Linked DNA regions of Homo sapiens: regions 1 and 2 are each linked to region 3. A link is a loop called in an ENCODE intact Hi-C map of the cell type or tissue named here. Cell type or tissue: mammary epithelial cell. All regions are shown on one strand.

Evidence for each region. A loop is a pair of places that touch in the nucleus more often than their neighbours do. Peaks named below come from ENCODE experiments on the same cell type or tissue, not always from the same donor. Only the 100,000 strongest peaks of a DNase experiment are listed, where the experiment ranks them.
Region 1: a loop joins it to region 3, with 7 times the contacts of the local background. A loop is called at or near these places in 5 of 110 quality-filtered maps.
Region 2: it touches region 3 in a loop (4-fold over the local background); 2 of 110 quality-filtered maps call a loop at or near these places.

The regions. Positions count from the first base shown.
Region 1 is chr3:122,255,816-122,263,815 of GRCh38, reverse strand. It overlaps CASR (calcium sensing receptor), which reads right to left. Exons shown (of 7, transcript NM_000388.4): 3 at 6,429-6,735; 4 at 1,404-2,288. Among named protein-coding and RNA genes, the nearest start is that of CSTA, 65 kb to the left of the region's middle. In mammary epithelial cell, a CTCF peak has its summit at 4,822; a DNase peak (open chromatin) is centred at 4,835; H3K27me3 peaks cover 288 bases.
Region 2 is chr3:122,088,164-122,096,163 of GRCh38, reverse strand. CD86 (CD86 molecule) reads right to left here. Exons shown (of 7, transcript NM_175862.5): 2 at 4,514-4,563. Among named protein-coding and RNA genes, the nearest start is that of CD86, 37 kb to the right of the region's middle. RefSeq lists an enhancer at 3,671-3,780. In mammary epithelial cell, a CTCF peak has its summit at 3,470 (motif pointing right); no DNase peak of the experiment used is centred here.
Region 3 is chr3:121,971,292-121,979,291 of GRCh38, reverse strand. No RefSeq gene overlaps it. Among named protein-coding and RNA genes, the nearest start is that of ILDR1, 47 kb to the left of the region's middle. In mammary epithelial cell, CTCF peaks have their summits at 3,197 and 4,938 (motif pointing left); a DNase peak (open chromatin) is centred at 4,411; H3K27ac peaks cover 3,436 bases.

The sequences.
Region 1 (8,000 bases), 280 kb before region 3:
TTACAGCACCTCTATCTTGGCAAGGTAGGGGTTCCGTGTGAAGAAAGAAGCTCTGAGTACCCCACAGAAGTTAGAAACTTTAGCCAACAGTGATGGTTGGGTAAGAGGTTCCCATATAAGAAGGGCTGAGAACTTGAAGATTCTGGCCTATTTGACCAACTTAGACAGTCACTCCTTGTCTTTCATGAGAATCTCTACAGTGACTGATACAAGTTGTGTGCTTTTTGCTTCTTGGTATCCTTCCCAAAGGGTTTGTGGTGGTTGGGTTCTGTATACAAAGGTGTTCTAGTTATCATTTTTACCTAATTCATGGATTAATTAGAGCTGTACTGAAATCCTACTATAATAATCACACATCTGTTTAGAGCTTGAAAGTTTACAAATTGCTTTTACATATATCATGTCATTTAATGTCATGAACCTAAGTCAAAAGAACATTGAGTGGAAAGTAAGCTAGACATTAAGTCTGTGTCACAGATGGAGACACTGTGACTTACAGCCATGGTTTGCCTAAGATCACACAGCTAGGAAATGGGGGAGCTGGAGGCTGGCACATTCCATTCAAATTCAGGAATTCCCGCCCTCTCCACTGTCATGCAATCTCTCTGATAGGTCAGTTTGGAACTAAGGAAAATACAAAAGGAGTGTGAAACATGGTCTGATTGAAAAAAATAAGGCACATATGCAAGACCCGAACAGCTATTTAGGATATAAGCTCTTGAAATGAAAAAGATTATGATGTCTCTCCTGTGTGTAATTCAAAAATACAAAACAAGGCTAAACAAGTGTGGGAACTCCTCTTAAGTTCTGATTTTTTCTATGATAACCACTTCAGTGCTTCTTTTTGAAACACTCAATATCAAATCTTTTTACAAAGAGTTTTTGTTTTCTGTGTCTTTGATTTGCTTTTGTCCTAAGCTGTGCTTAGCTGACCTGCTGGGTGGCTTGGTATAGGCTGTCAGTAATGTAATGGCAAAAGTGGTGGCTAAACACAATAATACTAGCTTTATGCCACTTAGTATATGGAATGTAATAGGTACTCAAAAAATACTTCTTACTCACAAGGGAACAATATTGATAATTTAGACATTAGAAAAATACCCCACTCATTACTAAATCTGTTCTGGGATATTTGAAAACTTTTGGGGACCATACTTCAGTTATTCTGAATCACTGGACTAAAGAACAGTTGACTCAAGGCTTTAAATAGATAATCAAATTACTATCAATTTTGTTCAAATCAGTTGCTCAAGATTTAAAAAAGGTACTTTGAATCCAAAGCTCCATTTAGTGGCTTCATTTAAATATTGCCCTTTTCAAATGACCACTATTTTTCTTGCCTGGAGTTGCAGCCCAACTCTGCTTTATTATACAGCAAATTGCTATATAAGTGAAGGACGCACCTGCCACGCCTCAACTTTCTTGATGTCTGCACAGGAGCCATTGGTGAAGAGCCCTCTCCCAGGTAAGCAGGTATATATATCTTGCAAGGCGTGGGCAATGGAGTAGACTGCTAAGTACACATTGTAGGATATCCGTAAATGCGTGTAATCTATGTAAGGGGTCTCGACACTGCTGATGTTCTCATCCCCTGTACAGAGGGGTCGGAAGGCTGTCGAGCTGTTGCTAAACCTGTCGCCACTTTCTTCGTGACCTCTCAGAAAGGTGTCCACAGGTAAAGGTCCTTTTGCACCTTCTTGGAGGTGGCAGTTAAATGTTTCTTCCCAAAACTCCTTGGCAAAACCATTGTGGACAGACTTCCTGGGATGGACCTTCTTCAGGAATTCCCGGAAGCCTGGGATCTGCCCAGCCTTCAGAGCGAATCCAATGGTGCCGCCAACCACGTGGAAGTACTGAGGCATGGCGATCAGGGAGGAGCTGGCCCAGGCCTCGCTGGCCAGCCAGATCTTGCCCGTGATATTGCGCCGGACAATCTCCTTGATGAGGGGCTCAAGATCTGGGCCACTGGAGAAAACCACGATGACTTTGGCCGTGGAATTTTGAATCACCTCTACCACATGCTGGATCTCTTCCTCATCAGAGTACTGGGAGATGAGTTCACTGAAGTCGATGCAGATATCCCTTTCCTCAGCTTCCTCTCGGAATTTCTCAATCCCCGGCCGCCCATAGTCGTCATCAGCTGCAATTGTGCCCACCCAGTTCCAGCGGAAATACTCGATGATGTCTGCCATGGCAGTGGCCTGGTGCTCATCATTGGGGATGGTTCGGAGGAAAGACTTGAATTGATTCTTGTTGCTGAGGAGTCTGCTGGAGGAGGCATAACTGACCTGGAGAGAACCAAGAACATGGTGAATGAGTGAGTGAGTGAGTGAAGAGGTGCTGAGTGAGCCTCCAGGCTGTTGTGGAGGTGGCTTTCTGAGCATGCCTTGGTCTCATTTATCAACTATGCTGTTCACTGTATACAGGATGAAAGAAAGGGTAAGGAAAAGCAGCATCTGTTCCACTCCAGAGTGAGCACTTAAGCACCTTTCAGTCTTTGAGGGAGCATCCCAATTCCCAATGGATGATTCTTCACAATGCTAACTTCAAAACTGGGTCTGGCCATAAAATCAACCCAACAATAGTGGGATGTACTTAGCCTTTCAAGAAGAGTCTTTATGCACCGTTTCATGTCTTCTCTAACCTCCTCTGTGCTGCCTCATTGGTTATAATATATCCATGTACACAACTTTGGCTTGTTGGGCTCAGCTTCTGATCTGAAGAGTTTAACTTCCCTTTACTGCAATAAACACTTTGTTCATAATTTGCCTGTGGAAGGAATCGGGTTCCCCATGGATTATAAACTTAAGGCTCTTCAGAGGAGTCCCCGGGAATTCCCTTTTCTTATTCTGCCTAATTTCTCTCTTCCCCTCCTCTGGTTATTCCTCCTCCTCCCTCTCCTCCCCGCACCCCAGTACTTTAGAAAAAACTAAGCTTAATTGCAGTCATTTCTGAGAACTGTTTCTTTTAGGCTCAATTAGACCACTAAGACCACTAGGCTCAATCCCCCTGTATCACAATAACAATGACGTATGTAATTAAATATCATCAGAAAAACCTCCCTTCCTCTCCATCCCACTATTGTTGGATTGATTTTATGGCCAGACCCACTTTTTTTTTTTTTTTATTATACTTTAAGTTCTAGGGTACTTGTGCACAACGTGCAGGTTTGTTACATATGTATACATGTGCCATGTTGGTGTGCTGCACCCATTAACTCATTGTTAGCAGACCCACTTTTGAAGGTCGCATTGTGAAGAATCTTCCATTGGGAAGCACCTTCCAGAGCCCTTTCCTTTATTCAGTTATAGGTGATGGCTGAGCCTGCTTGACAGGCTTTTGATATGGGTCTTGAAAATCTTAAGAGGCTGAACAGGAACCCTGGAGAAGCTGTCTTGACATGTTTGCACTCTCTAAGACATAGCCACTTCTGCATCTGAGCAAGGGTGTGGACTACCAAGGGAAGAAAGTCTTGCCCTTGATGTTAAGAGATCGTTGCTTGAAGAAGTAGCCAAATACCATGTAAAGCATTAGTTAGTGCAGAGCTTTCCCACTTCTTTTCACATTATGGCAACACATGGAGCAAACAGAGGAAGCTGATCAACCCTGGTGGGAGTGCTCTGACCACTCAGGCCCCACCTGGTCACCCCAACACTTGAGGAGATCCACATCTTTGATGAGGCCGGCTTCAGCTCATTTGCAGCACTCTGTGTCATCATGGCTCACCACTTAGGAAGTTCCAAGTTATGGGACCATTTTTTCTGAAGAACGAAACATTTTTACACAAATGGAATTTCTTCTAGGAAATGAAGTAGCTTAATATCTTGTGTTCTCTAGTTTTTCCAGAGAGATTTTAAACTTCTTAAGAAAACAAGTCAAAGGTATTTGGGAGAATGCCTTTTTAATATCTTTCACCATTTAAAACAATTAATTTTCCATGTCCAATATTTTTAAGTAAAAATTTCCAGACCATCCTGGCTAACACGGTGAAACCCCGTCTCGACTAAAAATACAAAAAATTAGCCGGGCGTGGTGGCGGGCGCCTGTAGTCCCAGCTACTCGGGAGGCTGAGGCAGGAGAATGGCGTGAACCCGGGAGGCAGAGCTTGCAGTGAGCTGAGATCCTGCCACTGCACTCCAGCCTGGGTGACAGAGCCAGACTCCATCTCAAAAAAAAAAAAAAAAAAATTTCCAATGTGTTTCTTCTTATTGATGGATAGTTTCTACATTAGAAACATAAAAGGCGTTGGTCTGTAAAAAAATTAGGCCAACTTGACTAAAAAGTAAGTATGACTGTTTTCTGACAAGAGCTTTTATTTTAGAAGTTATAGTATAAAATTGATAATTTTTTCCCTTATCAGAATAAGGTATTCTCGAAATACCACAGAACTTATGAGGCAGGTGGTTAAATTAAGTAATTTGTTTAGATGTTATTGTTTTTCAGAGAATTCTGTTAGCAGACCCAAACAATAGGCCTCTAAATCAGATTTTTGCAAACACAAAACCTACCATTTTAAAAAATCCATCCATTATTGCTTGCTTCTTGAGTTTTTCAAAAATAGGTCAAAAGGGCTTCAATGGAATAAAAATCAAAAACAATAATATTCCTCATGGATATGTTCTCTTAAGGAACGTATTTATAATGTTTACCAAGTTTTTAAAAAGCAACTCTAAAGTGGGGTAAATACCATTTTGTGCCCCAACCCCCCAAAAAACCCCTCAGAAACACACAAAACTTTTTTTTATTGTAAGAGGGGAGAATTTCAAGAATGATTCAGAAAACTGTTCCAACCGCAATTTGTCTAGCTGGTCTGCTTGTTCCATCCACTTGGTGGCGTGGCTGGCATACGAAATACCCCTGGGTCCATGACCTCACCCGGCAGGGCAGTGGTTCCCAGCCCAGCTGCACATTAGAATCACTTCCAGAGTGTTAAAACCTCCCGACACCTAGGCTGCATCTCAGCTCAATTAAACCTTGATCTTTGCGGAGTGGGACTTAGGCACCAGTATTTTTAAAGCTCTCTAAGTGATTCCAATAGGTAGCCATGGCAGACATGGCAGAGAACCCCTACTGTAGATAGACTTATATTGGTTTGATTGATAATCAAAGCACTTTTATAATTCAAACTCAACTTAACCTTATCTTTCATCCAAAACACAAAGAATTAACACGCCCCTCCCCTTTTCATGTTCTTTCTTTACTTGACATCTTAGCCTGTTGGCCATGGGGTAACAATAACTTACTTTAACGTGTATCTAAGTTTGAATATACGCAGCACATTTACTGATACAGGCTTTGTCAGATCACTTTGGCACAAAAGTTACAAAGCCAGGGCTTCCCCATGGGAAACACCTTTAATTCCCTGAAGTAAGGATTCCGTCAATGATGACAAAACTATCTCTTGTCTCATGTATATAAAGAGATAATGGCAATCACCAAAAAAAAAAAAAAAAAAAAGGAGCCCTCCCAACATAGAAATGTAAATTTATCAAAGGTACTCTTACAAATTTTAAATATTAAACATTCAAAAAATAAATTTAAGGTATAGTTTATAGTTTAATTTCAAACTTGATGTAAGGATGCATCACAATTGAGCTGATTCTCCCACCCACAGACATTTAGGTTGTTTCCATTTTTTCACTATTATAAAATGATGTCATAGATTTATAAATATTAAACTGAAAAATGCTTTGCTCTATAGCGTTAAGAAGGAAAATGTCAGGTTATAAAATGGCACTTCACATTTGTTATCTTTTTTTGGTGAAAAAAATGCACCACTGAATGTTTATTAAAGCACTTGCTTCAATAAACTGTTAGTAAATGGAAACGCAACCATCTCTCCACCTAGGCTAAGTTCCCGCAAAGTGGAGACCGCTTATACATATATGCTCAATAAATATTTTTTGAATGAAATAGAATTTTCTCCGTTTCTGGAATGTGCAACACAATGATTAAGTTCCTGTTTTGTGAGAAAATATGCTCTGCTTCCCTCTGAGCTAAAGTTTCAATGAGACAGTGGAGCAGCGAGACTTTTCAGGAAATGGAATTCGGGACAGATATTTTGGATTTGAGAGGTGGGATTTACCTCATATGCTCTGATTCCTTTTAGTAAAAGTAGAAGGAAAAAAAATTTACTAAAGGAATAGAGTGGGAAATAAATAACTGAATGCCTCTTTTTAAAAAAAGACACAGTTTTATGCAAGGTACATTTAAAAGAATTTTGGAAGCATAGTGAAGGTATCATTGATATTGTGGACACTGGAGTTTCAGAAATCCCAAATGGTCATGATACAGCATATCAACTAAATCATAGGTCTTTTGTGCCAGAGATGGGAATATGGTAAACCGTATGGCTATTGGGCATGGCACCCCCAAGCCTGCTTCTTCTGATCCTGCTCCCAGTGCCCCGCCTGAGAAGGCTTGAGTACCTGGGGAATGTAGAAGAGCCCCAGCAGATTTGCCACTGCCGTGGAGACGCCTGAGCCAGTTGCTCCCACCACAGCAATCGTAGAGGGAATGTGCTCTGAGCAGTTGCAGAACTCATCAAGGTTCAAAGAATCAATTTTGTTTTGAGCAACAAAACTCAGGGTGGCTTCCAAGGCCTTAGAAACGGTGTTGCAAGTGTCAAATATCCTGTATCCCAGCGTCAAGTTGGGAAGAAGGGCTGGGCTGCTGTTTATCTCCTCTATGGCAAATATCATAGCCTGTAACCAGCGAAACCCACGGAAATTATACCTGGAAGAAAGAAGAAGTGGAAGAAAATGGGAAGCTTTCTAGTCAACGACTTTAGAGTAAAGACCTGGCAAAGCTGGGTTTGAATCATCGAACTGTTACTACTCTCTGGCTTCATGGCATGCTCTGTACAGAGCCCTCTCTGTTAAAATGGGGATGACATGGCCGGGCGTGGTGGCTCACGCCTGTAATCTCAGCACTTCGGGAGGCCGAGGCGGGTGGATCACTTGAGGTCCAGAGTTCAAAACCAGCCTGGCCAAAAACATGGCGAAACCCCGTCTCTATTAAAAATACAAAAATTAGCCAGGTGTGGTGGCAGGTGTCTGTAATCCCAGCTACAGGGGAGGCTGAGGCAGGAGAATTGCTTGAATCTGGGAGATGGAAGTTGCAGTGAGCTGAGATTGTGCCACTGCACTCCAGCCTGGGTGATAGCGTGAGACTCCATCTCAAAAATAAATGAATAAATAAAAATAAAAGGAGGATGACACTTGCCTCATAGGGTGACTGTGAAGATCATGACATGAGCTAATTATGCAAAATCTTCAGCATGGTGCCTCACACAGAGACAGAGAGCAATAATGACAATAATAAAAATAAAAAGAAGAATAAAAGATTGCTATTTGTAATTCATTGAATAATTTGTATCTGTCTTCTGCAGTAATGAATTTGAAGTAGCTGATATGAGGTACTTAAATAAAAGCAATATGTAGATGTACAAGAAAAGGACCAGGAAAACATAAATACATTAGGATATTAATATGTGGGTGCCTAAAAATAACCTCAGATCAGATTTGCAGAGTCATATGTTTAGACTATGACATTCCTGAAGGTCAAGGGGAAAGGGACGTGAATGATCTCATTTTTGTAAACAAATAACAAACCTATGAAGGCCATACACAGACAGTCTGGGGTGTACAACAGTGGTTATTTCTGGGAGGTGGAATGCTGAGTTTTAAAATTATGTGCTTTTGGCTTATTTATACTTTATATCTAAAAAATGAACATGCATTGCTTTTCAAAGAAGAACATTTTAAATAAAAATCAAACAAGTTAACAAGAGAAATAGGGTCAGTGACATAGTTTTCACTTCCCTAGCACTTTGCTCAGAGTCAGGGCTCAGTAAATGTGCTGAATCAGTGTATTTGTGTCTAGAGGAAAAAACAACTCACCAGGTTCTTTATATTGTGGGTTTCACTACTTGAACTCAGTGACAGTGACAGGAGGTGAGATATACAATCTTTTATACTCCATTGTATTGTTAGGTTCCC
Region 2 (8,000 bases), 120 kb before region 3:
AGCCTGGGAATTAGAGGCTGCAGTAAGCTTTGATAGCACCACTGCACTCCTCTAGCCTGGGTGACAGAGTTTTTTGCTTCCATAAATCTCAACAGTACTTCTGGGGACAAAATACCAGGTTACATATTTTGGAAATGGTATTAAAACTCCCCTCTCACAAAGGAAAAATAAGCCACAGTCTCTCAAACACTTGCTTCTTCCAAAAAAAATGTCTGCTTGCCTTGGGAGCCTCTCTGTTCCATACCAATTTCACTCTTGCTCCCAAACAACCCTATACACATCCTATTCAGTGACTGTCTTCCACTAAATCAACTTGTCTGATTGCTCATTTTCTCTGGAACCCACTAAAAGCCCTCCTGAAACAATCAACTAATTTGGGGGTAAGATACTCCCTACTAGATAACATATATCTATTTTGAAAAACACTGAAATGGTGGCTTAACATAAAGGGGTGAATCCAATAGAACTATTAGGCTCCATGACAATTCTTTGGGAATGATAGGTCTCGACTGTCTATTCACCTCCAGGTGATGGTTTTAATGAGGGCTATCAACAACAGCAGGAAATGGGAGTCAAAAGTAACCACCCACGCAGATATCTGCAAAAATCTTGGGAGGAAAACAGTGGACCTTTCCACAGGAATGAGCTTTTGAGCCAATCTTACATAAATCTTAAGGTGGGCCGGGCGCAGTGGCTCATGCCTGTCTGTAATCCCAGCACTTTGGGAGGTCGAGGCGGGCAGATCACCTGAGGTCAGGAGTTCGAGACTAGCATGGCCAACATGGTGAAACCCCGTCTCTACCAAAAATACAAAAATTATTTGTGTATTTTTGTATTTTGTGGTGGTAGGTGTAATCCCAGCTACTTGGGAGGCTGAGGCAAGAGAATCACTTGAACCTGGGAGGCGGGGGTTGCCGTGAGCCAAGATCATGCCATTGCACTTTAGCCTGGGCAACAGAGTGAGACTCCATCTCAAAAAAAAAAAAAAAAAATCTTAAAGTGAAGAAATATTCCAACTACCACTCCAGGTACATGAAATTAACTAGAGGTGTTGTTCAAGAGAAATGAGAAAGCCCTAGGACCCAGAGAACCCTCAGACAAAAAGAGAGCAGCTACCAAAACTCAAACTGGAAAGATACTTCCTCCTGATGTGGGAGCTACTGATTTTTCAAAAACCTCTCTGGCTCCAGCCTAAAAGTGTGATGGAGGTGCCAGGACAGTGGCAAACAGAGCTTGAAAGTTAGAAGTGCCTCTGCAGGTGGCACTAGGAATTCCTTTCGCTTTGTAAATACAAGGCACAAACTGTAACCTAATTCTGCAAGGCCACAGGTGCCCGTTTCAGTCTTAAACTCCCATCCAATTTTATCCTCAAGAGCAGGGGCAGCAAATACTACTGTGTCAAATTTCCATGACAGAGGACACAAAATATAGGGAGGGAAAAGTTAAACAGAATTGCTTCACTGTATTGCTATTTCTATGCCATGAAATGAATTATTCAGCTCTACATTTTGAGGGTGGATTATGTGGGCCAATTGCATCTCCTTTCTCCCTTTGGAAGCCGGCCCTGTGGCTAGGTCACTGTTCACCAGCCCAGTAAGCAGAGGTGTGCCCTGAGAAGAAAGAATTCAAATAGAATCTGATTTTTTGTTGCTTTTCATCGTGTGTGAATTACTGGCAATGTTATTTTCTGATCTGATGTCATGGGCTTTCTATTCCACTTTAAAATTGTACTGCCAAAAATATAGTCACTTATTCTCTCACCACCATAAAACTTAAACGGTTACCATTTGAGGTTGTTGCTTTCAATATTGGTAACTCTTTTCTCAGGAGCTAAGAAACTTCTAAGAAGTGTCAATGGCAAATCAAGGGCAAAAGTGACACCTGAACTCAGTTTTCATAGAGTGTCTCGGCTTTACTTTCTCACTTTCAGTGTGCGGAGTCAGAAAATTTGGTGGGAAATGGTGTTCCAGTTTAGTGTTTTCTGGAAATGTGTTTCCAGGGCATTTTTCTTCCTTCTCTCCCAGATCTTGAGAGCTGGGCTGGTCACTTTGATGAGAAGGGCTTGGGCCCAAGCTCTTGGGTCAACTGAGGTGTCAGCTGCAGGTGATGGGGAGGAGGCACTGGATGAACACGGATGAGGCAGAAGCTATATTATCCACCAAAGCTGTTCAGGCCCCATGGAAGAAGTCTTACCACTTATTCATGGTTTACCACAAGAGTTAGGAGAAGAGTCAAGTGAACGAATGCTAAATCTACATTGCTGGGTGTGAATCCAAGCTCTGCCACTTAGTAGCTCTGTCGATCTTGGGTAAATTACTTCATCTCTCTGGGCTTTAGTGTCCACATCTTAAAATGGGAAATAACAACAAGACCTAAAGCAGAGAGTTATTGTGAGGCTCAAATGAGTTAATATTTATGAGGTACTTAGAACAGTACCAGGCACAAAGTAAGGGATATATATATATATGCATATACTGTCATGTATTGCACAGCCACATTTCAGTCATATACAATGGTGGTCCCATAAGATTATAACACCATATTTTTACTGTATCTTTTCTATGCTTAGATATGTTCAGATACAAAAATACATACCATTGTGTTACAACACCTACAGTATTCAGCACAGTAACATGCTGTGCAGGCTTGTAGCCTAGGAGCAATAGGCTGTGCCAGGTAGCCTAAGTATGGAGCAGGCTATGCTATCTAGTTTTGTGTAAGGACACCCTATGATGATTATACAATGACAAAATCGCCTAATAATGTGTTTCTCAGAACGTACCCCTGTTGTTAAACGATTCATGACTGTGTGTATATATGCATTTATCAAATAAATAAAATAAGTCATGTGCGATGGCTCATGCATATAATTCTAGCACTTGGGGAGGCTGAGGTGGGAGAATTGCTTGAGCCCAGGTAATCGAGGCCACAGTGAGCTGTGACTGTGCCACTGTACTCCAGCCTGGGTGACAGAGAAAGATGCTGTCTCAAAAAATAAAATAAATAAAATAAATAAATAAGAAGTGGGATGAGAAGGGAATCTTACTGGATAATGTTCTCTAGAGTCTTCTTGCCTTGCTCTCTGACACACACATACCTCCCACATCCCCAGGAGCTAAGGTAGCAGGTCATGGGCCCTGGGGGTTGGAAGCTGCTGTTGTTACCTAAGTCAGTGATCAGCTGGCACATCTACAGACCTTGCACTCAAGGACTCCACAAGCTCAAGGTGCTAAGCAGAAAAACAGAAATCTGAAAAGGCTTATCCCAGCCAGCATGGATCTGAGGGACCATCTCTTTGTAGTTCCCTGACTCCTCATCATCCACAGCAGACATGGGGACAGTGGCCAAGGGCCTGGTGTGTGGCCATCTGGAGGAGGTGAACTCATGGCTGGTGGCCTGTGGGTGCTGTAGCCAAACTTCAGGCTCAGTTCACCTCCCTGTCTTAGTGGGGTGGCTTCCCTCTCAGGCCTGCAGGTGGAGACAAGGAGCAGCAGGAAGGGGTGGGCCAGGAGTAACTACGAGACACTGAGTCACAGGATACATGGCAGGGACCGCAGCCAACTCCTGTTTATAGATGAAGAAACTGAAACTCAAAGTGGAACTGTAAACAGGGAAGATCTGAGTTTTGTGAGGCTGGATGCTGTTAAAATTTTGAGGGGAGGTGGTGGATAGTTAAGAAAAAGAATGTAGAATTCAAATACAAAATGCCCCTGACTGCTAACACCACCAGACAGGAGAATGGCATGGAGGGAAAAGTTGCAGAGGAAGGAGACAGTGGTCATAACTTATTGTGGTTACAATATCTTACTTATTCAAATTTTACCAAAGCATAAGACAGGTGACCACACTGCTAGGGGGCCCTTCACAGGGTCTTGAGGGGGATTTAGAAAGGGTTGTGCAAATGGAGGGCTCTGAAGCTTCAGCTTCATTGGCTCCACTATAAATCAGCTGACACAATTAGCTGAACATCCATAGTTGTCAGGAAGCCGTGGCAACCATGAGGTATGTGCATGGGCTGTAGGGAAGGGAGTGAGAGAGGGTAGGGAAGTCAGGGACGTGAAAGCCAGTGCTCCGAATGAAGGGAGACTTTTGGAATTCTGTCAGTTGTTTCCTAGGAGCCTGAGAAAGACAGAAACAGGGTCAGAGAAGACCAGAAGAGAATATGTGTGGAACAAAAGAGTCAAGTCTCAGGGGCCTCAGTGCAGCAGCCTTCCCCCATCCCCATGGGATGGGCCAGGCTACCCTACTCTGAGCATCTAGGCTCACTGATGTGAGACTGCAGAGGAGGAAGAAGCACACGGGGGGGAGAGCTCCATCCCAGCTGCCTGCCATCAGCTGCTCTCAATCATAACACTTCCTTCTTCTCCAGGAAAGTCTTTTTTGCATGTGGTCTTGTACAATGCTCAGTAGAAAGTGAGTAAAACCCACCAAGTCTCAGGCCTGGGCTTGCTGTGGTCAGACTCATCAGGAGACAGTAGGATTCCAGGACTTAACAAAGCTGAAAGGTTCTTACCAGAGAGCAGGAAGGCCATCACAAAGAGAATGTTACTCAGTCCCATAGTGCTAGAGTCGAGAAAAAAAAAGGTAAAACTTGATTAGAAAAGGAAACTGAAAACCGATGTTCACCAAAACATGACCTGGACGTGGAGTTTGGGATTCACTTGGGTTCTCGGGTGTGCAGAGACAATGCCAGGGCTTCATCAAAGCCATTTCCTTTTGCTCTTAGCTCCATCGATAGGTCACATTTCCCAGCCTCCCCTGCAGTTATACAGGCCATGAGACTGGCTTCTAGCCAATGGAATTGTGGGCAGAAAAGATGTTTCTTCCAGATCTGGCTGCTAAAGTCTCTTCTCTTTCCTCCCTCTCCTGCCTTCTTAGCAGCAGGGGATCCAGAGGAAATGTCCAAGGGCCTAGAAAATCGCAAAGTCTCACAATGGAAGAGATCTGGTTTGCTTAATAAACTAATAAAGCAGCTCTCTTTACACCTCTCCCACAACTGATCTACAATGGATTGTGATATTGGCAAAAAATAAAATTTGAGGGATTGATTATTGCAGTAGCTAGTATTATTTATCTTGACCAACATAACAGGCATGATGGGGGCAATCGGTTAGTATTGCATTTACGCTTAGAAATCTGCCTTCCTTTTGTTTTCCTGTGGTTCTCAAACTTGAATGTGAGTAAAAATCACCTGGAGAGTTTCCTGGGCCTCAACCACAGAAAGTCTGGCTTAGTAAGTTGGGATGAAACCCATGAATTTTTATGTTTAACAACATAAGGTGATGACAATGCTGCCGGCCTAAGGACCACGCTTTGAGAGCAATTCACTTAATCTACATGATGAAGCCAAGAAAAAGGATATGCTTTGCTTTATAACCTCTATCTTCTTTCTTCCTCTCCCTCCTCCCTCCTTCACTACCCACGCACTTACCCTAACTAGCACCAAAAAGGCTGCTTAGTGGCTTATAAGGAAGCAAAGAATAAGGAGAGGTGACCAACATTAGATGCGATCAGGCACATTCAGGATGGTATGGCCATACACAGGAAAGATGACCAACATGAGAAACAGGTGGAAAAGCAAACCAAATACAGGAATATGATACAGAGCCAAGGACAAGGCCAGTGCTAAATGCTTGCCCTAGAAATCTGCCCAATTTGCACTGAGGGGGACATAAATTTGGCTTATAGCTTTTTAACAGCCAATGTAAAAAGGAAAACCTAACCAGTGAATTAATTCACAGGTCTGTCCACTAAATTCATAGGTCTGTTGATAAAAACAAATCAATTCTTTCCAGGAAAAGATGCACAACTATTCTTGATCGAATAGCAGAAATGTATGCCCCAGACGGTGTTGTCTAGAAGCCATATGTGTTTCTTTCCTCTGCTCTCATAGCACCCAGTGCAGGACATTGGGCTAGAAGTGTCTGTTATGTTTTTTTTCCTTCTAGACTATACCTTTTCTTTTTTTAATAAATATTTTTGAATAGATCATGGTACTAAATGTAGATGGTACTAAATTTGAAAGATAAAGGTGATAAATAGTGGAAAGCAAGTCTGCCTCCCAGCCTTGTCCCTTAGCTGTCTAGTTTTCTTCCACAGAGGTAACAGGGGTGATCACTGTTACATGTTACCAGTTTCTTGCCTCTACTTAAAGTTACTTTAGACAAAACTAAACAAAAACATTGACCCATATTCTGTTTTCTTTTTATTTTTAAGCACAAATGGTAGCATACTATGTACGGTTTTGCACACATATGACTACCTTGGAGATTATTCTGTATCAGCATGTAACGAGTATCCTCATGCTAAAAGTTGCATATTAGTCTATTGTATTCTATTGGATGACAATAATATATATATATTTCCAGACCACTAGTGATGGATACTTAACGTTGTTTCCAATCTTTTGTTGCAATGGAAAACCTTGATTATATGCCATATCACACAGGTGGGAGTAAGCTATATTCCTAGAAGCAGAATCGTTTGACCAAAGGGTTGAAGAATAGTTGCAAATTGTTCTCCCCTGAGATTATACGTTTATGCTCTGATCAACACAAGAGTGCTTATTTTCATGTACCTTTTGCCAACATGTTTTCTAATTTGTGATCTTTAGCAATAGGAAATGGTGAAATTACATCTCATAAGTTTTAGAAATCTTTGTTATTTAGAAATCTTTATTAGTTTATGAGATTATACGTTTATGCTCTGATCAACACAAGAGTGCTTATTTTCATGTACCTTTTGCCAACGTGTTTTCTAATTTGTGATCTTTAGCAATAGGAAACGGTGAAATTAGATCTCATAAGTTTTAGAAATCTTTATTAGTTGTGGCATAATACACATAAAATTTGCCATCTTCACCTTTTGAGTGTACAGTGGTATGAAATACATTCACATTGTTGTACAGTCATCACTACATCCATCTTCAGAACTCTTTCATCTTGCAAAACTAAGCCTCTATACCTATTAAACAATAACTCTTCTTTCTCTCCTCCTCTCAGCTCTTGCCAACCACCATTCCACCTTCTGTTTCCATGAATTTGACTGCTTAGGGTATAAGTAAACTCATACAGTATTTGTCTTTTTGTGACTGGCTTATTTCACTTAGTATAATGTATTCAAGGGCCATCCACATTGTAGCATGTGTTTGAATTTCCTTTCTTTCTAAGACTAAATGATATTCCACTGTATGTACATACTACATTTTGTTTATCCATTCATTTTTGATGGACATTTGAGTTGCTTCCACCTTTTGGCTATTGTGCATAATGCTGGTATGAACAAGGCTGTATGAATATCTCTTTAAGACTCTGCTTTCAGTTCTTTTGGGTATATACCCAGAAGGGGAATTGCTAGATCATGTGGTCATTCTATTTTTAATTTTCTGAGGAACTGCTACACTATTTTCCATAGCAGCGACATCACTTTACATTCCCATCGACAACTGGAACAAGAGCTCCAATTTCTCCACATCCTTGCCAACACTTGTTCAATTCTCATATTCTGTGATAAGTAGGTTGCTGTTGGTGATTTAGTATGAGGAAGCTCACAGGAATCAGACAGAGAACTCTGTTCCCATACTCTGCGCTTGTGTGGTGTCAGCTTTGGCTCAATAGGTAATGCCCAAACTCTGAAATCTATTGGCTGGAAGGGAGGGAGACAGCAATCAGGAACCAGCTGTTCAGCTCTTACATGGAACACCTACTGTGTATTTCAGCAACTGAAAATATTTGCAACTAGTCACAAAGTATTAATTTTCTATGTATAAAAGAGCTTCTATAAATCAATAAGAAAAAGGCCAAAGACCCAAACTAAAAGCGGGCAAAAGAAATGTACAGATAGTATGTGGAACTGGAAATAACTATCTCATACATTTGAAAAGATGGTCATACTCAAAATAAAAGAAATTCAATATAAAATGACAGTGAGAACAACTTCCTACTCATTAGGCTGGCTACTACAAAAAAAAAAAAAAAAAAAAGAGGGCCCTTTGAATCTGA
Region 3 (8,000 bases):
AAGTTTAAAGTCCCATCTAGACAAGGCAGGTCCCTTCACCTATGAGCCTGTAAAATCAAAAGCAAGTTAGTTACTTCCTAGATACAATGGAGATACAGGCATTAGGTAAATACAGCCATTCCAAATGGGAGAAATTGGCTAAAACAAAGGAGTACAGGCCCCATGCAAGTCTGAAATCCAGCCGAGCAGTCAAATCTTAAAGTTCTAAAATGATCTCCTTTAACTCCACGTCTTGCATCCAGGTCACACTGATGCAAGAGATGGGTTCCCATGGTCTTGGGCAGCTCCACCCCTGTGGCTTTGCAGGATACAGCCCCCCTCCTAGCTGATTTCATGGGCTGGCATTGAGTGCCTGTGGCTTTTCCAGGTGCATGGTGCAAGCTGTCAGTGGATCTACCATTCTGGGGTCTAGAGGACAGTGGCCCTCTTCTCACAGCTCCACTAGGCAGTGCCTCAGTAGGGACTCTTTGTGGGGGCTCCAACCCCACATTTCCCTTTTGCACTGCCCTAGCAGAGGTTCTGCATGAGGGCCTTGCCCCTGCAGCAAACTTTTGCCTGGGCATCCAGACATTTCCATACATCTTCTGAAACCTAGGCAGAGGTTCCCAAACCTCAATTCTTGACTTCTGTGCACCCACATGCCCAATACCACATGGAAGCTGTCAAGGCTTGGGCTTGCACCCTCTGAAGCCATGGCCTGAGCTCTAAGTTGGCCCCTTTCAACCACAGCTGGAGCAGCTGGGACACAGGCCACCAAGTCCTTAGACTGCACACAGCATGGGGACCCTGGGCCCCGGCCCACAAAACCACTTTTTCCTCCTGGGCCTCCATGTCTGTGATGGGAGGGGCTGCCATGAAGGTCTCTGACATGGCCAGGAGAGATTTTCCCCATAGTCTTGGGGATTAACATTAGGCTCCTTGCTACTTATGCAAATTTCTGCAACCGGCTTGAATTTCTCCCCAGAAATTGGTTTTTTAAAAATTTTCTATTGCATAGTCAGGCTGCGAATTTTCCAAACTTTTATGCTCTGCTTCCCTTATAAAACTGAATGCCTTTAACAGCACCCAAGTCACCTCTTGAATTCTTTGCTGCTTAGAAATTTCTTCTTCCAGATACCCTAAATCATCTCTCTCAAGTTGAAAGTTCCACAAATCTTTAGGGCAGTGGCAAAATGCCGCCAGTCTCTGTGCTAAAACATAACAAGAGTCACCTTTGCTCCAGTTCCCAACAAATTCCTTATCTCTATCTAGACCACCTCAGCCTGGACCTTATTGTTCATATCATTATAGGTATTTTTCTTAAAGCCATTCAACAAGTCTCTAGGAAGCTCCAAATTTTCCCACATTTTCCTGTCTTCTTCTGAGCTCTCCAAACTGTTCCAACCTCTGCCTGTTACCCAGTTCAAAAGTTACTTCCACACTTTTGGATATCTTTTCAGCAACTCTACTGGTACCAATTTACTGTATTAGTCCGTTTTCATGCTGCCGATAAATACATACCCAAGACTGGGCAATTTACAAAAGAAAGAGGTTTAATTGGACTTACGGTTCCACATGGCTGGGGCAGCCTCACAATCATGGCAGAAAGCAAGGAGGAGCAGGTCACATCTTATGTAAATGGCAGCAGGCAAAGAGAGAGCTGTGCAGGGGAACGCCCCTTTTTAAAACCATCAGATCTCATGAGACTCATTCACTATCATGAGAACAGCACAGGAAAGACCTGCCCCCATGATTCGATCACCTCCAATTGGGTCCCTGCCACAACAGGTGGGAATTCAAGATGGGAGATCTGGGCAGGGACAAAGCCAAACCATATCACAACCTTTCTTTAGACAGCCAGGTCATAAATATACTGTAACCCCTAGATCCTATTATCAGAAAAAAAAAAGTGTGACTATCATCTTATGGCTTTTGCAAAAGGTTCTCTAGAAGGCAATGTTCCTAGAGTCTGTTCATGTTTATAAAAGCTGTTGGTGGACCTAAAACTTCAACTACATCTCAGTATAAGTTTCTATTTAGAATATTATCATTTGGTATTACATGTTGCTGTGGAAAAAACTGAGGACAGTCTATTTTTTTCTTCTTCTCTTCTGTAGATCAATGGTTCTTAAAAGTATGACATGTTGCTGTGGAAAAAAACTGAGGACAGTCTTATGTTTTTTTTTCTTCTTCTTCTTCTGTAGATCAATGGTTCTTAAAAATATGACCCCTGGATTAGCAACATCAATATCACCTAAGAATTTGTTAAAATGCAAATTCTCAGGCCCATTTTATGGCTACAGAATTAGAAATTCTGAGTATAAAGTTGAGTAGCCTGTTTTAACAATACATCCAGGTACTTCTCATGCACACTAAAGTGTGATAACTAATTAAATATTTACCTTTTCTGCCTGAGTGCTTGAAGAAGTTTTGCCTTGAAATTCAATAACCTAATCCAGGATATAATTGAGAGCTCTTTATCAAAATTTTCTATATTCATCTTTGAATATGTACTCTAGCTGGTAAAGGATGCAGAGTGAACAAATAAATCACTTGGCTTTTATGACTGGATGACCGTACATTTTCCCAACATGTTTATTACTAGTGCCTCCTTTCACTCTCAAAATTGTTCTAGTTGGAGTGATCAATTATATTATATGGTCACCCTACTTATGACCAGTGATTCCAGTGGTTTTCAAAATATGTATGGCTAATCAAGATGCTGGGGGATTCTGTGGAAACCCTGATAAGAGAATTAGAGGAGAGGCCCATAGCATTTTGGAGCAAAATCGTGCCTGATTTGAAAATTAATTGCCCTCATTTTGAGAGATAGCATTTGGCTTGCTATTGGGTCATAGTAGAGACCAAACACCTACTTGACTGTAGGACAGGAGGACAGTCAAGTCAGTTCCCCACATGAATTTGGTGTCTTATCTATCACCATAGAGTCCGGCATGGCAGCAACACTCCTCCAGCATGTGGTATATTGACCTTAAGCAGGTCCTAAAGTCAAGAGTAAATTGGATGAACAGGTGGCTATCATTCCTGGTGTGCCTACTGCCATCACACTGCCATCTTACTCTCATCTATACCTGAGCTACATGGAGTGTTCTCTATGATCAGTTGATTGAAAAAGAAAAACATGTGAAGCTAGTTTATAAATGGTTCTCCATGAAAACTGGAGATAAACTTCTGCAGTGCAGCAGCCCCACCAAGGGGTGGAATTCCTTCCAATGGGCAGAATTTTAAGCAGGCTATCTCACTGCCCATTTTGCCTAAAAGAGAGATGACCCAAGAAACAGATCTACAGTAATGCAGGGATTGGGGCTAATGATTGGCAGGTCAGAGATACACAAGGAGTAAGATATAAGGATGTATAACAAGTTGGCCTGAAGAAAGAGGTATGTGAAGGGATCTCTTAAAGTAAACTCAGAGTGTGAGAATATTTGTGTCCTATGTAAATACTCACCAAATGACTTTTATTGCAGAGAAAACATTCTTTACCCAGGTAAACATGACTCCCTTCCAATTTCCGCATGCAGGGCTCTATGATCAATTATTCAATGACAAAGATTCCTGTGGGTCAAATCATTATAATTACCCTACCAGCCTTTCTCCTATTAAAATAAGCAGGCCAAATTGTTTCTGGTATATTGGTGTAATTCATTAGTCTCTGCCACCCTGAGATGTCATCATTCTTATTGAAATCATAGAGACTATTTCAATATTGGTATTTTCCAACTTCATCTCTGGCATACAGAAATCAGCCACAATGGTGCTTTTCAAATATGTTGGTACTACCTTCATTTATGCTTTTCTCTATGCTCTTATTGAAACTGCCTTTGCAAAATCATGACAGTAAGAGAAATTTGACATAGTTGACTCCATCTTGCTTCTGATCTCCAAGCTGTCCTTGGTCATTGCTGGGCATAGGCCAAGCTAACTTTGGAAATGATTTATAGTTTTACCCAAAACAAAGATTATAATAGTCCTTTCCAAAACTAAACTGCCTTTATAAAAGTAATGAAAGTCCAGAAGGTTGGGATTGTGAAAGGGGCCTGAATTCTGAAAAGATAGGCATAGTTTCTGTAATTCCTTACTGCTCAGGGGTCATGTAGCCAGAAGTCACAAGACTTGTGACTTTTCTAACTGTTCCTATAAGTAATATCACTATTGTACAACCTAAGATTGTTTTTTTAAGATGCTTTTCAGACTGATACCACCTGGACTCATGACTTATGACTCAGCGAATCCTATTGCCCCAAACAGAGGTGGACTCAGCATGTGAAGATTGTTTTCCACACCCCTATGATTTCATCCTCAACCAATCAGCAGCACCCATTCCCTAGCCCCCGCCCACCAAATTGTCCATAAAATCCCTAACCTCCAAGTCTTTGGGGAGACTGATTTGAGTGATAAATTTGTTCTCCTGAGTCAGCCAGACTCACATCAATTAAACTCTTTCTGTCCTGCAATGTTGAGGTCTCAGTGGGTTGATTTTTATCTGTTCAGTGGGCAAGAAGAACCCATTGGGTGATTACATTATGACAGGTATGTCTTCAGGGATGGAATGGCTGAGTGAGTAACACAAAACAAATTCACTTTAACATTCTGATAAAAGAAAAATAGCTCAGGGCAATGGCAAGATTTAGCAGGCCCAGAGAAACACTGGTATGGGACTTTAGTCATACCCCTTACCCATGTCCAAAGGCAATTACTTAAAGACATTTTGTTCCTGATAGCTGCCTCACTCATTATCTTCAGGTTCCTGGAATTTGTGATACAAAGAACAGTGTACAGCCAATTAATAGCTTGCATTGTTTTAAGGTAAATTGTTTGTAAAGAACTCAGGAACTGCCTCTTCTTTTTTCCTTAAAAACCTACTTGTAACTGCTGTGAATCAGAGTGTATATTCAGGGCAACTTGAATCTATGCTCCCTGGTGGCCATCCACAAGCTTTAGGCCCAAATAAACTCTCTACTTAATCATATTTTCTGAATCTAGTTATTTAAGGTTGACAATTCTTATCTCCCTAAATCTTTCTTTCTCTACGAGGGATTTTTGAAGTCTCAACTCAACATAGGCCAAAGTAAATATAATTTTCAGTCTACCACCAAAAAACAAAAAACAAAAAAAAAAAGAGAGAACTCTTCCAACTGTGTGTGTTAGACATTGAAGGCAGAATCTTTTGTAAGTGCACCTATATAATAATTTCAACCTAATGTAATCACCTCATGGGTTCTTCCTGCCCACTGCACAGACGAAGCCAATTCACTGAAACCATGGCATTGCAATAAATAGAGTTTAATTGACATGAGGCCAGCCATGCCACATGGGAGATGGAGTTATTACTCAAATCAATCTCCTGGAAAATTTCAGAGGCTAGAGTCTTTCCAAGGATAGTTTGGTGGGCCCAGGAGTCTGAGTGGGGCCATAGAAGTTGTTGACAGGTGGCCAGTGGAAACAGAAATGCAAAAACCTGAAAAGACATCTCAAAAGGCCAATCTTAGTCTCTATAATAGTGATGTTATTTGCAGGAATAATTGGGGAAGTTGCAAATCTTGTGACTTCTGGAGTATGGCTGGTAATCCACACCTTAGTAGAATTCAGGCTCCTTTTATCTTCCTAACCTGATGGCCTTTCATTAGCTTTAGAAAGGCGATGTAGCTTTGGAGAAGGGCTACTATTATTTAAACTATAAACTAAATATCTCCTAAATTTAGCCTGGTCCAAGCCCAAGAATGATTAAATTAACCCTTTTCCCCTTTAGAGAAAAAAAGTGCAGCTCACTGCCAGCACTCATTTAATTTTATATAAACACGCTCTTTGTGGCTGAAGCAAATTTGACTGATTTTCAATGTGAAAATAAAATATAAAGACTGTTTTTGGAGTTATTTCTAAACAGAATTAACATCAGAATCATCTGAATCATAAGAATAATCTATTTCAGAAAAATCGGATTCATCAAATGAATCTTCAGCTGACAACTGTTTGAGAACGATGTTAACATCATGCATAGGAATGCTACATTTTCTAGAATGTGACATTTTCAGCAATTGAGAATTACTATATTTTGTAAATGGAAACACCACTACTAAAAACAGAATACTATAGAGTGATGTCTTTTGTTTCCAAAGTTGATATACTAGAGCGATCCAAAAATAATAATAAAAGTGAGATATTTTGTGGCAAAGTTATCTCGCGGTAAGCACTGCAGCTGCAAGCGCCACCAGCAAGTATTCTTAGGGCAAAGGGGAAAAGGGTTAAGGACAATTTGGAGGTTAAAGACAAGATGGGGGTTGGTTAGATCAGATCTCTTTCACTGTCGTAATTTTCTTAGTGTTATAATTTTTGCAAAGGCAGTTTCACTAACTTAAATTTATATCCCTGGGGCATTACCCTTATAATTCCATTTCATGTATATTCCCCCAGGTTTTTACCCATAAAACCTACTTCTGTTTGGTAAATTTTTTGCTATATAGGCCCTCTTGTTGCAAATTTGACTTTGTAAATGGCCCTTGGGCTCTGGGAGGAAAGCAACTGTTGGGCCATGTGGTTGTATCTTTAGTTTTGTAAGGAATTGCCAAACTGTTTTATAATGTGGGTATATCTTTCCACACTTCCAGCACAATGTATGAGTGATCCAGTTTCTTAGCACCATAGTCAGAATTTACTGTTGCTACTATTTTTTAGCTATCCTGATAGATGTGTAGTGATATTTTATTCTGGTTTTGAAGCAGTGTCATTGTCTGGGGTAAATCCTTGAGGTTTGTTGTCTCATGTCAAGGGAATCAAGGACATGGACACACAAGTAGTGAATTTAAGAGTGGAAGTTTAATAGGTGAAAGAAAGAGAACAGAGAATAGCTCTCTCCCCTGCAGAGAGAGAGGGGTGCCCAGGTGGGTCTTCTGGTTCCGTGGTGAAGTGCATGGGGTTTTATAGACTGGCTTGAGGAGGCAGTGTCTGATTCACATAGGGCCCAAAGATTGGTTGGACCAGGTGTGCCATTTACATAGCAAGCGAGGAAGGTGGCCACCCCACCCTAATCTTTTATAATGCAAATGGGGTCTCTTCCTGGCTGGCGCCATGTTGTCTGTTCCTTACGGTACACATGGTTGGTAAAGAAAAGGGGAGATGGAAGTGGCACGTTGAACATGCCTAGCCCACAGGTAGCCTTTTCCTATTGGCACGGCTGCTGGCATTCACCCATGCAAGCTTCCAGCTTGCTTATCTATGTCTGCAGCTTGATTTTACAGGCTGCTCTTTATTAGAAAAATGATTTGGGGGCTGCTTTTCATTAAAAGGAAAACCTTACCGAGAACTTCCTTACCCTCACTATCTGTCTAAATAATTTCTTTTTAACTCTTATATATCAGTTTTAATTTCTACTTCCCTAGTGGCTAATGGTGTCAAATATCTTTTCATGTGCTTACCTATTATCTGTATGTCCTATTAAGAGATGTCTCTGCATGTCTTTTGCCTATTTTCTAAATGAATTATTTATTTTGTTAGTGTTGAGTTTTTGAGAGTTCTTATTACAGATACTAGTTCTTTACTGAATATGTGGTTTGCAAATGTTTTGATCAGCCTGTAGTTTGTCTTTTAACCCTCTTTATATGGGCTTTCACAAAGAAAATTTTGATGGAGTCCAACTTATCAATTTTCCCTTTTTAAAATTATGCCTTAGTAACAATTCTTAAAAACTGCCTAACTTTAGACCCTGAAGATTTTCTCCTACTTTTTAAAATAAAGTTTTATGATTTTATGCTAGACATTTAAGTCTATAATGCATTTTGAGTTAACTTTTCTATAATGTATGAGGTTTAATTCGAAGTGTTTGTTTTCATTTTTTGTTTGTTGGTTCAGTTTGTTTTTTGGTTGTTTTCATGTGTGTGGACAGGAGGCCGTTTGTTTTGGATTTTTTAACCTAAGAATGTCCAATGGTTCCAGCACTTTTTGTTGAAAAGGCTGTCCTTTCTTCATTGAATTGCTTTTGCACCTCTGTCAAAAATCAGTGTAAT